2 separate regions of the Homo sapiens genome follow, and region 1 is linked to region 2. The links are chromatin loops, found by intact Hi-C in ENCODE. Cell type or tissue: Caco-2. All regions are shown on one strand. Each heading gives the region's core, and the rest is flanking DNA. Links, peaks and the distances in the headings are about the cores only. Region 1 overlaps EXT2 (exostosin glycosyltransferase 2). Region 2 overlaps EXT2 (exostosin glycosyltransferase 2).

The links. Hi-C counts contacts between places; a loop is a spot of excess contacts. Peaks named below come from ENCODE experiments on the same cell type or tissue, not always from the same donor. Only the 100,000 strongest peaks of a DNase experiment are listed, where the experiment ranks them.
Region 1: it touches region 2 in a loop (2.6-fold over the local background); 4 of 110 quality-filtered maps call a loop at or near these places.

The regions. Positions count from the first base shown.
Region 1 is chr11:44,174,764-44,179,763 of GRCh38, forward strand. The region is part of intron 8 of EXT2 (exostosin glycosyltransferase 2); the gene reads left to right. Among named protein-coding and RNA genes, the nearest start is that of EXT2, 82 kb to the left of the region's middle. RefSeq lists an enhancer at 3,402-3,902. In Caco-2, for the core only: no CTCF peak of the experiment used is centred there; no DNase peak of the experiment used is centred there.
Region 2 is chr11:44,241,101-44,250,119 of GRCh38, forward strand. EXT2 (exostosin glycosyltransferase 2) reads left to right here. Exons shown (of 14, transcript NM_207122.2): 14 at 3,049-9,019. The coding sequence ends at 3,187. Among named protein-coding and RNA genes, the nearest start is that of ALX4, 65 kb to the right of the region's middle. In Caco-2, for the core only: no CTCF peak of the experiment used is centred there; DNase peaks (open chromatin) are centred at 2,198 and 2,741.

The DNA of each region.
Region 1 (5,000 bases), core at 1-5,000, 66 kb before region 2:
TCATGATTTGAATGTTAAAAGAAAAGGGTAGGTATTATCTAGTCAGAGAAAGGAAGAAAAATTCCATCCAGAAGGAACAACAAATTCAAAGATACAGAGGGACAGGGGAGCTTGGTAGTTTAAGGAACTTCAGAGAGTTCAGTGTGGCAACAGTGAAGGAAGCTTGGGAGGGAGAGGCAGAGGATGAAGCCTGGAGAGGGTCCAGATCACAAAACACCGTGTATCTTACATAAGGCATTGGAGTGTTATCTGTGAGAAACAAGTGATCACTGAAGCCTTTTAAACAAGGGAGTAATGTGATAAGATTGCATTTTGGGTCAGTCTCATCTTAGTGTGGAGAATGGATGATGCATGGCAGTGGGACCAGACTGGAGGCAGTAGACTGTTTGAGAAATGCAGATGAAAATTAATAGAGGACACATTTGAGTGGTATCTGGAAAAATGGACTGTTCTAATTGGTAAGTGAGGGAGAAGTTCAGAAGACTGAGGTATACTGTACGGTTTATCCAGATAGGGAATTTGGTTGCATGAGGAGTCATGGGTGAGGATGGTATTGGCGTCCAAACTCAGTCTAACAGCAAGGCCCTCCACAATCTACCTTTCTTTTTTTTTCTTTTTTTTCTTTTTCTTTTTTTTTTTTCCTGTTCTCTTTCAAAGAGTTCTAGATTTCTGGCAGCACAACTCAATCCTTCCTCTGTGTGCCCCTGCTTTTCATCCTCTGTGCCTTTGTGGCTGCTAGCCTTTTCCTTGGCACACCTTTCTTCCCCATCATCTGCAGATTTATACAGGCTTCAGCAGCTGGCTGGTAAACTTTCTCCAGGAGGTTTTCTCAACCCCTTCAGCAGGAAGTAACTCTTAGAGCATGTTATCTGTGTTTCTTTTCCATCACTTAACATGTATAGAAGTAGAATTTCCTGTAAAGTTTTAAGCACCTTAAGGTCATTTCTGACCTTGGTGCTTCTCATAATACCTAGGACAACTTAATTCAGACAGGAAGATCTTGACATATAAAGGAAAGAAAGAGGGATGGAGAGAGGGAGAAAGGGAAGGAAGGAGGAAGATTGGCAGACTAGGAGTTGAGCCATCTAAGACACATCCTGCTGGAAAGGTAGGGAAAGTGGTAGATTGTTTCTCATCTGTAAAGTGGTTGTAATGAGACTAACCCAATGACTTATCTAAGATCATTGGCAAGTTGGCAAGTAATTGGCAAGTTGTGTGAACAAGTGATAACTCAGGTCTTCTACGTGCAGATTATCTTGAATTGCCTATGGAATTATAGGGGAGCCCTTGAGCCTCCTCTGGGCTGAAATGTTACTACTGTTCCAAGCAAATGGTACAAGCTTGAGATGAAAAATATTACATCTGTTCCTCTGCAGGAGAATTCATACTGGTGCAGGCGAATTCATAAAGAATTCTGTCTGGTCATGACCCAGACAGAAAGTACAGCAATAGTGGGACTTTATCCTATACTTTTATCTAAAGCTCTAAGAGATGTTTAATAAGAATAAAGGGTTGGAATTTAGTTCTTTTTTATAAGAATATAGGTAGGCTAGGAAAAATAGAATATGAAATTTTGCAGTTTTGAAATAGATATGTTTTAATTCAGGACAGAATGGTCAAAGTGCTAAACTCTTAACAATTTGAGAGGTAACATAAGCATAAAAAGCATAAATCAAGGTATATAACTGGAAAATATATTCTCTATATATTTTTAACTCTTTCTTAAATAATCCTTTTTAGGATACTTTGGTATTTATCACATTTCTAGCTCAGGTGACAAGAGCCCTGATTTAAAGCAGTGGGTTATACATTTCTCCATCTTCAGTGAAAGCAACTGATGGGAGGCCTGAATAGCGATGGTTTATTTATAGTTTACTTCTCCTCTTCCCTCAGAAATATTTAACCTACTCTAGATGAGATTACTATGAGCCCAACCTGCAGGGGAGTCTCTTCTCTAGATTCCATCAAATTTATGATGTCTGACATTCCGAGGTGGGAGTAGGTGTGGATCTTGGTCAGTAAATCAAGGGGTGGTCTGGGGTTTTCAGAGATACACTCTTAGGGTCTCCAGCCATGCACAGAGCTTGCTCAGACTGGAGAAGGAGAGGTGAGAGTTCAGAGTCATATTTTGGCTAGATGCAGCTGCCTTAGTTTAATGTAAAAAAAAAAAAAAAAAGGCCTACGTGTGTCGATGATTATGACAGTGAGAGGTGGCCTTGCAGAGTATTCATGTCACTAGATGCTTTGTCACTCTTATCTGTAAAACTAGGGTGATGACATTATCCACGTTGCACCACACCCTCAGAACCTGAAAAAGTTTGACACAGTAAAACTTGGAAATAATGTTAAAGTAATACACCTGTCTAAACTGGAGAGATTGACCTTTTGTTTTGAAAGGAATTCTTTTTGAAAGGAATTTATCACCAAGTTAAGGTTCTTTATTAGGGGAAGTGTGCATGTTTTTATATTAATTTTCTTAGCTGTTCATGTTAAGGCTGCCTATATTTTTATGCCTTTTCAGTCTCTTCATGCTTTTATTTTTCTCTCCTTTTTGCAAATATCAGCAAAGCTTTGTCATCTCCCTAAATATCCTATATTACTTCTAACTTTTATGTCATTTCTGGTCTTGCCTCTTGGCAGACCTTCATCCGCACATCTGGGGCTAGCCTCTATAGCTAGGGTTCTCCTTGGACACCCTCCTCATTTTACTTCTGTTTCTCTGCCAGATGTGAACATATGTAGGAGGACAGAGACAGAGACAAGTGAGCTTCAAACAGTGAATTCATGTGTCACCAAAGCTATGTCCTCTCAGTGACAGCTTTTTAAAAACTAAATGTAATATAGTCTGAAAATTATGTAGAGTGGAGTGTTTTCCCATGTTATTTTTCTATGATGTGATTTAAAAGATTATACTGCATCTTATCAATGTTATAATTTTATTTACATTTTTGATAGATGGTTTTTTTTCCAAGTTTGCTATCATAGGTAACACTAATAAAGATACCCCAGATTTTTTTCCTTTCTGCATTTACTTTACCAGATTTAAAACAGAAAGAGAAGAGAGTAGGGGTTCTTATGGCCATTGACAAAAATTGATGAGAAAAATGGGGAAGCATCTTAAAATGAATTATTATACCCAGAATAAGAATGAGGTTGAAAAACAAGAGCTTTTTCTATGAAATCTAGCCAGAGTGGCAACTTCACTGCAATCAAAGCCTCAGATGAGGATTAGATACTTCCCTGGACTTCCTCTAAGCCTCAGTCTAGCTCTAGTTTTTGAAGATAGAAAGGGCAAGGGATCAGCCAGATGAGAGTATTGCATAAGAGCACTTGATTGGCAAGAATCACCCAGGGGGATCAGAAATCACAGCTGTGGGCAAAATGTGGTAGAGTGTGCCATGGGGCAGTGGTTCTCAATCTTTAGTAGGCATCAGAATACAGAGTGCTGCCACTCCACCCTGAGATTCAGATTGGGTAGGTCTGGGGTAGGAACCTAGAATTCGCATTTCTAGCAAGTTCTCAAGTGTTGGATATTGATGCTGCTGGTCCAGGGACCATATTTTGATGTGGGATTTCATTCACTGTGAGTGTCCTAACTCACTCCCTGGAGAAGGCTCTTCCTTTCTCCTCATCCATTTCCTCCTCTTAACCCTGCGGGGCTTGGATTAGAGGCATCCAGAGGCTGGGTTCAGACTAAATCTGTCTCAGCTACATGAAAAACTCAGGGCTGCCTATACTTAGATGTCCAGACGGTGGCCCTCACTCACAAAGGTTGTGGTTGTACAAGCAGCTGAAAATATCACTCAGCTATAAACACTAACAAGCAATAAATCACTCTGCAAGCTGAAGAAGCACTAGCTCGGATGTATGAAGCAGAACTCTAAGTTGAAAAGATACCAGGTTAACAGTCTGTGTAACTCAACTCAGCACCCTGTAAGTTGTGGAATGTTTCTCTGGAATTTGAAAGCCTACCCTGCCCCCCAGGAGGCCTTCTTGGCTTATTCTCTCCATCTTCCTCCTACTGCCTAGATATGATTAAAAAAAAAAAATGTATGGAATTTAGAAATTTTAGCTTGAATTTAAGGTAAGTTTAAGCTTTTTGAAGTCTATTGTTTTTATAGGTATCACATTTATAGGATCACATTTGCACAAGTGATCCAGTATGCTACCCTAAATTCCAGACCTTTCCTTGAGTAGTACCTTTTACTTCTTTGGAAGTGAGCTAGAAAGTCTCAGGATGTCAGCAGCCAGGGAATAAGGAAAGCTGAACTGGGTCTGCAGATGGAGAGATGCAGAAAGACACAGAGAGCTTGATCTGGGGCCCCAAGCAAAGAACTTGGCCAATTCTGATGGTCAGATAGAAAATGGTAAAGAAAATGAAAATCACAAGCCAGATCCAGATGGGGAGGATAGATAAAGAATATGAAAAGACGGACTCGAGGATATTGCTAAGATGATCTTGTCAATCAGAAGAGCATACTAGAGCTTTTGTAGCAGAGATAAACTAATGTGCCTGTGTAACACACATCTGCGTGGCAGCCCCAGTGGTGGTGCTGGATGAATGAATCTACACACATTGTTTCCTTAGATGCAGTCCTGCCTTCATTGCTTACTTAGAGTTCACTTTTATGGCTCTAGCTTTCATGAATCAAAACCTGACTGCTTCCTTACATCACACAGCTTGTGGGAGGGCAGTGAGTAGAATAGTTTTTCAGAGTCCGTGGGAGCTTGATCTGGCAGCAGATTAATTAAGAACATACTGAATGTTTTGGCAAAGTAATCTTTCATGTACCAACTATCACTTATATTAGCACATCAAATTCCCTTTCCCCTTTTTTCAGGGGCCATTGTAATTCTCCCTTGAGGTCTGCTTAAATGATTCAATAATAGAACTTACCAGGGAAATGTGATAATTAAGTATTATAACCTCAAGATAATGAATTTTGTTTCCGTTTCTAATATTCTGTCCTTTTTATGTGTCTCCCAATTGATTAATATTT
Region 2 (9,019 bases), core at 1-5,000:
TGGGGGTCTGGGATCAGAAATCTCAGTTGTATAGGAGAGTAGCTTCCATTACTACCCAGCTTCCATTTCCAGGATCCGCTGTTAGTTCTTTAAGAGTCAGAAGCATGTGTCGCTGTTCATTTTGACAAGTGTCTTCACCAAGGTTAGGGCAATATGACGGGCAGACAGTATTGACTTAAAAAAAAGAACATAGTATTTTGAATTAGGCTAATCTTTATTCAAATGATGAGTTTGCCACACTTATTAGCTGTCTGACCTAAGGAAATTGACTTTACCTTATCCGAACTTCAATCTGTTCATCTCCTAACATAGGGATATTAATATCTGTCAAATTACAATGTCCATTCATAGGTTCAACAAATATTTATTGAGCATCTTTATACCCAAGCTGTTATGTGTAGTGATAAATGAAGTAGTGATACATGAAAGCCTGTAGCACAGGGCCTGGGAATGTTAGTTTCCTTCCCGGTTTCCCCAGTGTTAGTCCTAAAGACTCCTGGTTACTTTAAGTAATGGTATGTGTTTGAAAGGAAAATAGAAAACCATTAGTTCTTTCTTCCCCAGACACCTTCATCACTTCAGAGAGAGTCACTGGCAGTTCTTGGTGTGTTTATACTTGATTGGAAAACCAACACAGGAGAATGGTTACTGACATGGTAGCTGGACCCCTGACAACAGCTCATGTGGGCCACCGGCAACCAGCCAAAGTCCTGTCTCCCCTAACCTGCTCTCCAACCCAGACCCCCTGTGTGAAAAAGTAGGAAGCACTGTTATTACCTGGCAGGAGAGTTAAGGACCTTGACCATTCAGTGGAGGCCTGCCGCTTCTCCAGTGTGGGCCTGTATGAAGGAGAAAGAAGTACTCACTAGACTTGGGTTAGCCAGGGGCAGCTGTCAACAAATCAAGCTGGCCTGAGCCCCAGTGGCTTCTTGCCTATGACCCATTCCTGTTGGCGGATCTAGTTACAGAGGAGACATTGTCCTCAATACTCTCTACAGGGCCTTGGAACCGCTATCCTCTGCCAAGAACCAGGATTCTTCTTTAATACGTACTTGCTAGTACCTATGCTGGGAACAGCTGGGCTTTGCCGGCCAGAGTCTGTATGCATAACTAGAAATGAGAAGAATCTGGACATATTTACAGGCGGAACAACAGTCAAAAGTAAAACCTTGGAGAGATTTGATTTTATCTGCCATGCTTTGACCCCATAATTTGAAGAGAGGGAAGCTGTTGTCCCACGCTTGGTCCACCTCACTTTGTTAAAGTTCATCCATCTTTTCCCAGTCTCCCTTCAATTTGGAACTAGGAACACCACCTCCTGAGTCTCAAAAGACTTCCAGCAGGAGGGACACTCAGTCACTGGCATGTAATGGTAGAGTGTGATCCAAAGAGCAGGCTCTATTGCCAGCTCAAACCTGAGTTTAAAACCCAGTTCCACCACATTCTACCCCTGGGTCCTTGGGCAAGTTACTTAACCTCTCTGAACCTTAATTTCTTAACCCATAACATGAGGCTACTATACACCCAATAGTTGGGCAAGGGGGGTGATGAGTATGGGGGAGGATTACTTTAAGCAATCCATGAGATATGTATGTAAATTATCTGTCACATAATAGGTGCTCAGCAGTTGTTAATTTCCAGTCCCCTTCATTGGACCCTAGAATTGTGTTAATAAGTACATTTGTATCATCTAATTAAGACTTTTGCCTCAGAAGCCAGAATGCCTGCTTTGGCTCTAGCTTTTTCTAGTTATTTGACCTTTGAACATGTTATTTATCCTCTCTGTATCTCAGTCTTCCCATTATAAAATGGGAATGATAGTCCTACCCCATAGGGTTGTTGTGAGGATTAAATGCATTATTAATGCATAGAAAGCAATTTTAACACAGCTTGGAACATACAGTAAATGGTAGTTGTTGCTTTGTGGTGTTGGTGGACATGATGATGTTATGAGTTAAAAGCTCAAAATGAAATAATAACAAATTTTTTTAGAAACATAATGACCAAGAGAGAAGTTTGTTCTTTTTGTAGTGCTCTCAGATGTCCTGGGCCCGACTGAGGCAAGAGTGTTGACCTTTCTGAAATCCATCCTTGAGGTCCCCTTGACTTCAAAAGCAGCTTTTCCAGGCGTTTTCCCTCTGGCCTAATGCTGAAGCGTCCTCATTACCCAGCTGTCACACTCAGTTGGCCTGATTGACCAGAGCCATTCCCGAACACATGCCTGACCTGCTCACCTCTGAGAAGGCTGACTTTGGGGGTGAGGTGGAGATAGGGAGACAGCCTCTCCCCTCCTCTGGCGGTGCTGTGCTGCACTGGCACTGAAGTAGTTGTTGCTAAAAGTTCTGACATGGGAGTGACAAAAATGATGAAAATTATGAAGGCTGTCCTATGTGAACTTCAGCTTTCACAGAAGATTGTGCAGATTGACATAATTCCCAGAAATTGCCACTTACAGGCCCTCTGTCAATGTTGGTTGAATGAATGAAGTGTTTATTGTTTGAAATTTGGCCCTGTCACCTTTTTTTTTTTTTTTTTTTTTTTTTGCCTTTCATCATTTTGTGAGCAAGATCTCTCCTCTGCCTTTTAAACTTCAGTAAACTGAAGCTCAGATCCAAGTAGTTTTTTTTCTTTCCATCCTTTGCCTTCTCTTAGCTGGCAGAGATGGGGTTAAGAATTGTTGGCAGCTAATCCACCTTGGTTTGAGGCCCTCTCACACTGAGCTGGAGGAATGACTGGAATTTGAGGGGGAGGGGAAAAGATACTCTGACCTTTGCAGGCCCGTGGCCTCCAAGCAGCATCTCCTGTTCACGTTCTCCCACTGAACTAATAGTCCAAGTACCCCCAGTTCACCGCTTTTTTCCACACCTGTCAACCTTTTTAAGAACCTGGGAGCAGACTGTGGCTACTTGAGCTTTTTTTGTTGATGTTGAACATTATGTATTTTGCTGTTATCTCTCAACCTCTTGAACATACTATCTTTTCTCCCTGCCCCCATCCTTCTCATTCTGCTCAAACCCCTCCTCCCCACCTCCTCTCCAAATCCCACAGGTCAGAGTGCATCAACAAGTTTGCTTCAGTCTTCGGGACCATGCCTCTCAAGGTGGTGGAACACCGAGCTGACCCTGTCCTGTACAAAGATGACTTTCCTGAGAAGCTGAAGAGCTTCCCCAACATTGGCAGCTTATGAAACGTGTCATTGGTGGAGGTCTGAATGTGAGGCTGGGACAGAGGGAGAGAACAAGGCCTCCCAGCACTCTGATGTCAGAGTAGTAGGTTAAGGGTGGAAGGTTGACCTACTTGGATCTTGGCATGCACCCACCTAACCCACTTTCTCAAGAACAAGAACCTAGAATGAATATCCAAGCACCTCGAGCTATGCAACCTCTGTTCTTGTATTTCTTATGATCTCTGATGGGTTCTTCTCGAAAATGCCAAGTGGAAGACTTTGTGGCATGCTCCAGATTTAAATCCAGCTGAGGCTCCCTTTGTTTTCAGTTCCATGTAACAATCTGGAAGGAAACTTCACGGACAGGAAGACTGCTGGAGAAGAGAAGCGTGTTAGCCCATTTGAGGTCTGGGGAATCATGTAAAGGGTACCCAGACCTCACTTTTAGTTATTTACATCAATGAGTTCTTTCAGGGAACCAAACCCAGAATTCGGTGCAAAAGCCAAACATCTTGGTGGGATTTGATAAATGCCTTGGGACCTGGAGTGCTGGGCTTGTGCACAGGAAGAGCACCAGCCGCTGAGTCAGGATCCTGTCAGTTCCATGAGCTATTCCTCTTTGGTTTGGCTTTTTGATATGATTAAAATTATTTTTTATTCCTTTTTCTACTGTGTCTTAAACACCAATTCCTGATAGTCCAAGGAACCACCTTTCTCCCTTGATATATTTAACTCCGTCTTTGGCCTGACAACAGTCTTCTGCCCATGTCTGGGAACACACGCCAGGAGGAATGTCTGATACCCTCTGCATCAAGCGTAAGAAGGTCCCAAATCATAACCATTTTAAGAACAGATGACTCAGAAACCTCCAGAGGAATCTGTTTGCTTCCTGATTAGATCCAGTCAATGTTTTAAAGGTATTGTCAGAGAAAAACAGAGGGTCTGTACTAGCCATGCAAGGAGTCGCTCTAGCTGGTACCCGTAAAAGTTGTGGGAATTGTGACCCCCATCCCAAGGGGATGCCAAAATTTCTCTCATTCTTTTGGTATAAACTTAACATTAGCCAGGGAGGTTCTGGCTAACGTTAAATGCTGCTATACAACTGCTTTGCAACAGTTGCTGGTATATTTAAATCATTAAATTTCAGCATTTACTAATACTGCACATGTGTGAATTATACCTCTTTAAGCCCAGTTGATGAACAAATCTACCCTGGCGAATGTTAAATGTTATGGATTCGAAACAGATTTATCTGGCTCTGATATTAAGATTAGCCACAGTTTGGGCTTTAGCCACAACATATGTCCCCAAAACACAAAATACATAACAATTTGCTTAGAATATGGATATAATTACAGAAACCTAGTTGTTTTGCCAGTCAGCGTCAGTCATACACCATCCATTGTTCTGTTGAGTGACATGAAGGTGGGCAGTTATTATGCTGTAGTTTCATCAAGAGTCACTTCAGATGTGTTCCCCAGACTTTGAGAGGTCAAAGAAAGTTTCAGAAGTAGCAAAGTTGGAAGTGGAAATCATAAGAGTTTTGTCTTCTTTCATTTGAATAAGTGATCGAATCATGGACTATTATTGCCAAAGGGGGCAAGCGATCATCTCATCCAGTTTGTTCATTTTGCAAATGCAGAAACTGAAGCTGCAGATGTTCATTTTGCAAATGCAGAAACTGAAGTGATTTTTTTCAGTTTCTGACAGCAGCAAACACAGGTGCTTACCAAATACTTTTGATTTGGGTAATGTGTACTGGTCAGTAGGAGACATGGGAAAGCATTTTGGTCTCATGTATTCATAATATTGGGGACGATATGGTAGAAAGCCAGGAAAAATATTTCTGTTGTCACCCAGGTACCAGAGGCTGACAAGCACAGTGAGGACCTCTAATCTTTCTAGGGGTTTTCTAGTTTGTTTTCCAAGATGTGGGGCAGGTATAGGGGAGGGTCTTACATTGAAATCTCTGCTGAAAGCTATGGACTGTGCTGGCATTGTGTATGTGTCATATTGCCCTGGTTTCTTCAAATTTCTGCCCTTTTGCTCATCATCGAATGCACTACCTTAGTGGCTGGTTTCTAATGCAGCTTCTCTCCCAAAGGGTACATTTTTAAATTTTTATTTTTTAAAATCTTGAGAGTCCTTTGATTTGGGAAGAGGAACTCTTTCATCTGAGTTCATTGTGAGCCCTAGAGAGCTGTGTGACTTTATCATCGTCATAGGAGTCATTGGACTTTAAAGGCATTACAACTCCATTTAAAGTACCTCATTACTCCCAGGAATATTGGGTGTTAGATCTTGCAACACAGCATAAAACAATTTATGTTAAAGAAGGAGCATTATATCCTAGGCACTTGAAACAACCTCAAAGGTGATGTTACCCTATGAACAGATAGGTGGTACAGTCACCGTAGAAATTCAAGACAGGGATATAGCAGGTGATGGCGATTCATGGATTCAGAGTGGGCTAGGGACTCCACTTTATTGTTCGTGTATTTCTGAGCTGCTAACCAGCAAACCTCACCCATAAGCTTAGGTCAGGATCATCTGTCCTCGGGATGCCATAGAGCCTGGTTTCAGAAGCAGAACAATCATGCTAATTAAAATGTCGTGTTCTGGCCTACAGCAGACAACAGCTGGTTTTAGATTAAGAAATCTTTTTAAAGAAACACATCTTACTGGCCTATAGAGAAGACGAACTTGAACTGGCCCTGGCCCAAGTGCACACTGAGCCACTGGCTTTGCCCCCAGGGGCCTAACTGGGATGGGCCTGCTTGGAATGCCAGGGCTGGAAATACTTTTTTATTTTGCTGATTAACATTACATAGTTGTTAAAATGTTTATCTCATGTATTTTACCAACCCTCACACATTTAGGTATAAACCTCCTTTTCTGGGAGAATTAAAGAGAAAAACAGCAACTTTAGTTGTCAGAATCTTGTGTTCTTTCCTGCCAGTGATGCTCTGCTGTATCCTTTTTTTTTTTTTTTTTTTTGAGACAGAGTCTTGCTCTTGTCACCCAGGCTGGAGTGCAACAATAGCATGGTCTCGGCTCACTACATCCTCCGCCTCCCAGGTTCAAGTGATTCTCCTGCCTCAGCCTCCTGAGTAGCTGGGATTACAGGCGCTTGCCACCACGCCTGGCTAATTTGTTTGTAATTTTAGTAGAGGCAGGGTTTCACCACGTTAGCCAGGCTGGTCTCGAACTCCTGACCTCAGGTGATCTGCACGCCTTGACCTCCCAAAGTGCTGGGATTACGGGCGTGAGTCCCCACGCTCAGCCACTGTATCCTTTACTCAGTGTCATCAAGTTCAAAGCTCTGACCACCCTGGTTTCTCTGCCAAAGCCTCATCTACTTCCAGCTGGGCTTTGAACTTGTGGTTTTTAAGTGCTGGTTTCTCTGCTGCCTTTGGAAAATAGTGACCATCATGCTGGTCTGTGCTGACGCAGACTGGGAGCTGGAAGAGACAAGCTCCCTCTTTGCTCTCATTGGCCAAAGATGTTGCTAATAACCCTGTGATCCTAGCTTCCTTCTAGGATGATAGCCTCTGACAGGCACCATGCCAGGAGGAAACTAGAGCGTCTTTATCACTGAAAGATAGCACGTTTCTAGCCACAGGTTCTGAAGTTGATTTGAGGTTAAAATCCAAGAACCTTTGATAGTTTTCAGCCAAGATAGTAATCAGAAAGTAGATGAAGCAGAGACTGGGTTTGGGAAGTGGTTGGGTTCTGGGAAGGCTCTTCCTAGCTCTGCAGTTAGATCCTGTGAGGACCCAGCTGATAGAGTAAAGGCTTTGGGTGTTGGAGACTTCCCATCAGCCACCCATCATGAGCCTGGTGTGTTTCCTTTGCTTTGTAGCTCCTTTGGGGGTATGCTGCTTTTTCCATTTCTCTTGGCTCGGGTACTCTTCCATTGCAGCAAGAGAAGCCACAGTGGGCTGTTCCCCAAGCAGCCCTGGCACAGAGAGGCAGAGTAGAGAATGCTAAACTGGCCCCATGTCTCCTCCAGCCACTTCCTGAGGAGCAGTTCTGGCAGGAGTGTTAACCATATTGGCAGCAGCTTCCATCCAGAGAGACTTTGAAAGCAACTTGAGCTTTCCACTGCAGGGCCTGGAGGCATATGAAACCTGTGGGGCCTGCCCCTACTCACCTCACCCCTGAGCTCTGTCCAAGCCCTGGACCTCCTGTCCTCGGCCTGTGTTTGGTACTCACCCACTTTCTACTTCTGAGTAGAATCAAGGGCAGCATTTGGTCCCATTATACCAGCCATGCATCATCTGTGAACAGGCCTTATTGAGCTTATCTTGGCAGAGGAAAGTCAGGCAGGCAAGACCCACTCTAAATTTTAATGTTTCCCCCTCATTTTAGGGTGGGAGCTGTGAGTTCATCTGAAGACTGGGTGAGGGCATTGTAAGCTCAAGCCACAGCCTCTTTTCCACCTCCATTAAATGGACTGTTAGGGATGCCCAGCTTCCCCAATTTCCTGGGAGGGTGTGTGGGTCTGTACAGGCAACCTTGTGTCATTCTTTCAATTTCCGGCTCACCATTGCTGGCAACAGTGGGAAGATGACCAGAGAAAGTTTGGCCCCCTCTCCCAAGCTTCCAGGCCTCTTTCCTTTTCAAGAAATAGTTGAGTCACCAGCATCTGTATCTGGCATTTTGTTTCTTCACATTTGCAACCATTTCAGGGTAGAGTTTTTTTGTTTGTTTGTTTGTTTGTTTTTGTTTTTTTTGTTTTTTCTTTGGAAACAGAGTCTCACTCTGTCCCATAGGCTGGAGTGTAGTGCTGTGATCATGGCTCGCTGCAGCCTCAAACTCCTGGACTCAAGCAGTCTTCCCATCTCAGCCTTCCAAGTAGCTGAGACTAAAAGCGTGCACCACCACACCTGGCTGATCTTTTAATTTTTTTGGAGAGACAGGGCCTCACTATGTTGCCTAGGCTGGTCTCTAACTCCTGGGATCAAGTGATCCTCCTGCCTCAGCGTCCCAAAGTGTTGGGATTACAGGTGTGAACCACCATGCCTGGCCCAGGATAGCACTTTTTCCTTTCTTCTGCTCTCAGTTGGTTGGACCACTGGTTGCATCTCTTCCCACTCTCCCTGAAAGGCACAGAACTATCAGACAGAAGACAAGGTAGTTCTCAAGAAGTACCAGGCAGCTGTGTCTGCTAGAGGCTTCCTCAGCAAAGCCCCATCTTGTGGACAACCTCTCAGGAATTGCAGGTGGTGTGGGAGTGGCTGACAGAGGAGGGATCCATATGTCTTAGACCAAAGCCACCAGTCAGGCCTTGCCACCATATAGAACCTTCCCTTTAGAATATATTTATTTGGAATTTTACTTATAGCTGCAAATATATCATTGGCTACTATACCCAAGCATCAACTCAAGGAACATTTGGTTTTCTGGTGAGCACAGCTGAAGACCAACCAACTAGTTACTGATCCAGATGAGGGAAGAGAACATTTATTCAGTCATTCTGTTATGCTAACTATTCATTTTCTCATGAAAATGTAGTCTTTGGCTGGGCATGGTGGCTCATGCCTGTAATCCCAGCATTTTGGGAGGCCAAAGCGGGCAGATCATGAGGTCACGAGATCGAGACCCTCCTGGCTAACACGGTGAAACCCCATCTCTACTAAAAATACAAAGAATTAGCCGGGCATAGTGGCAGGCACCTGTAGCCCCAGCTACTCGGGAGGCTGAGGCAGGAGAATGGCGTGAACCTGAGAGGTGGAGCTTGCAGTGAGCTGAGATTGTGCCACTACACTCCAGCCTGGGCGACAGAGCAAGACTCCGTCTCAAAAGAGAAAATGTTGTCTTTGCCAGGCAGTGTGGTAGGCCCAAGAGATA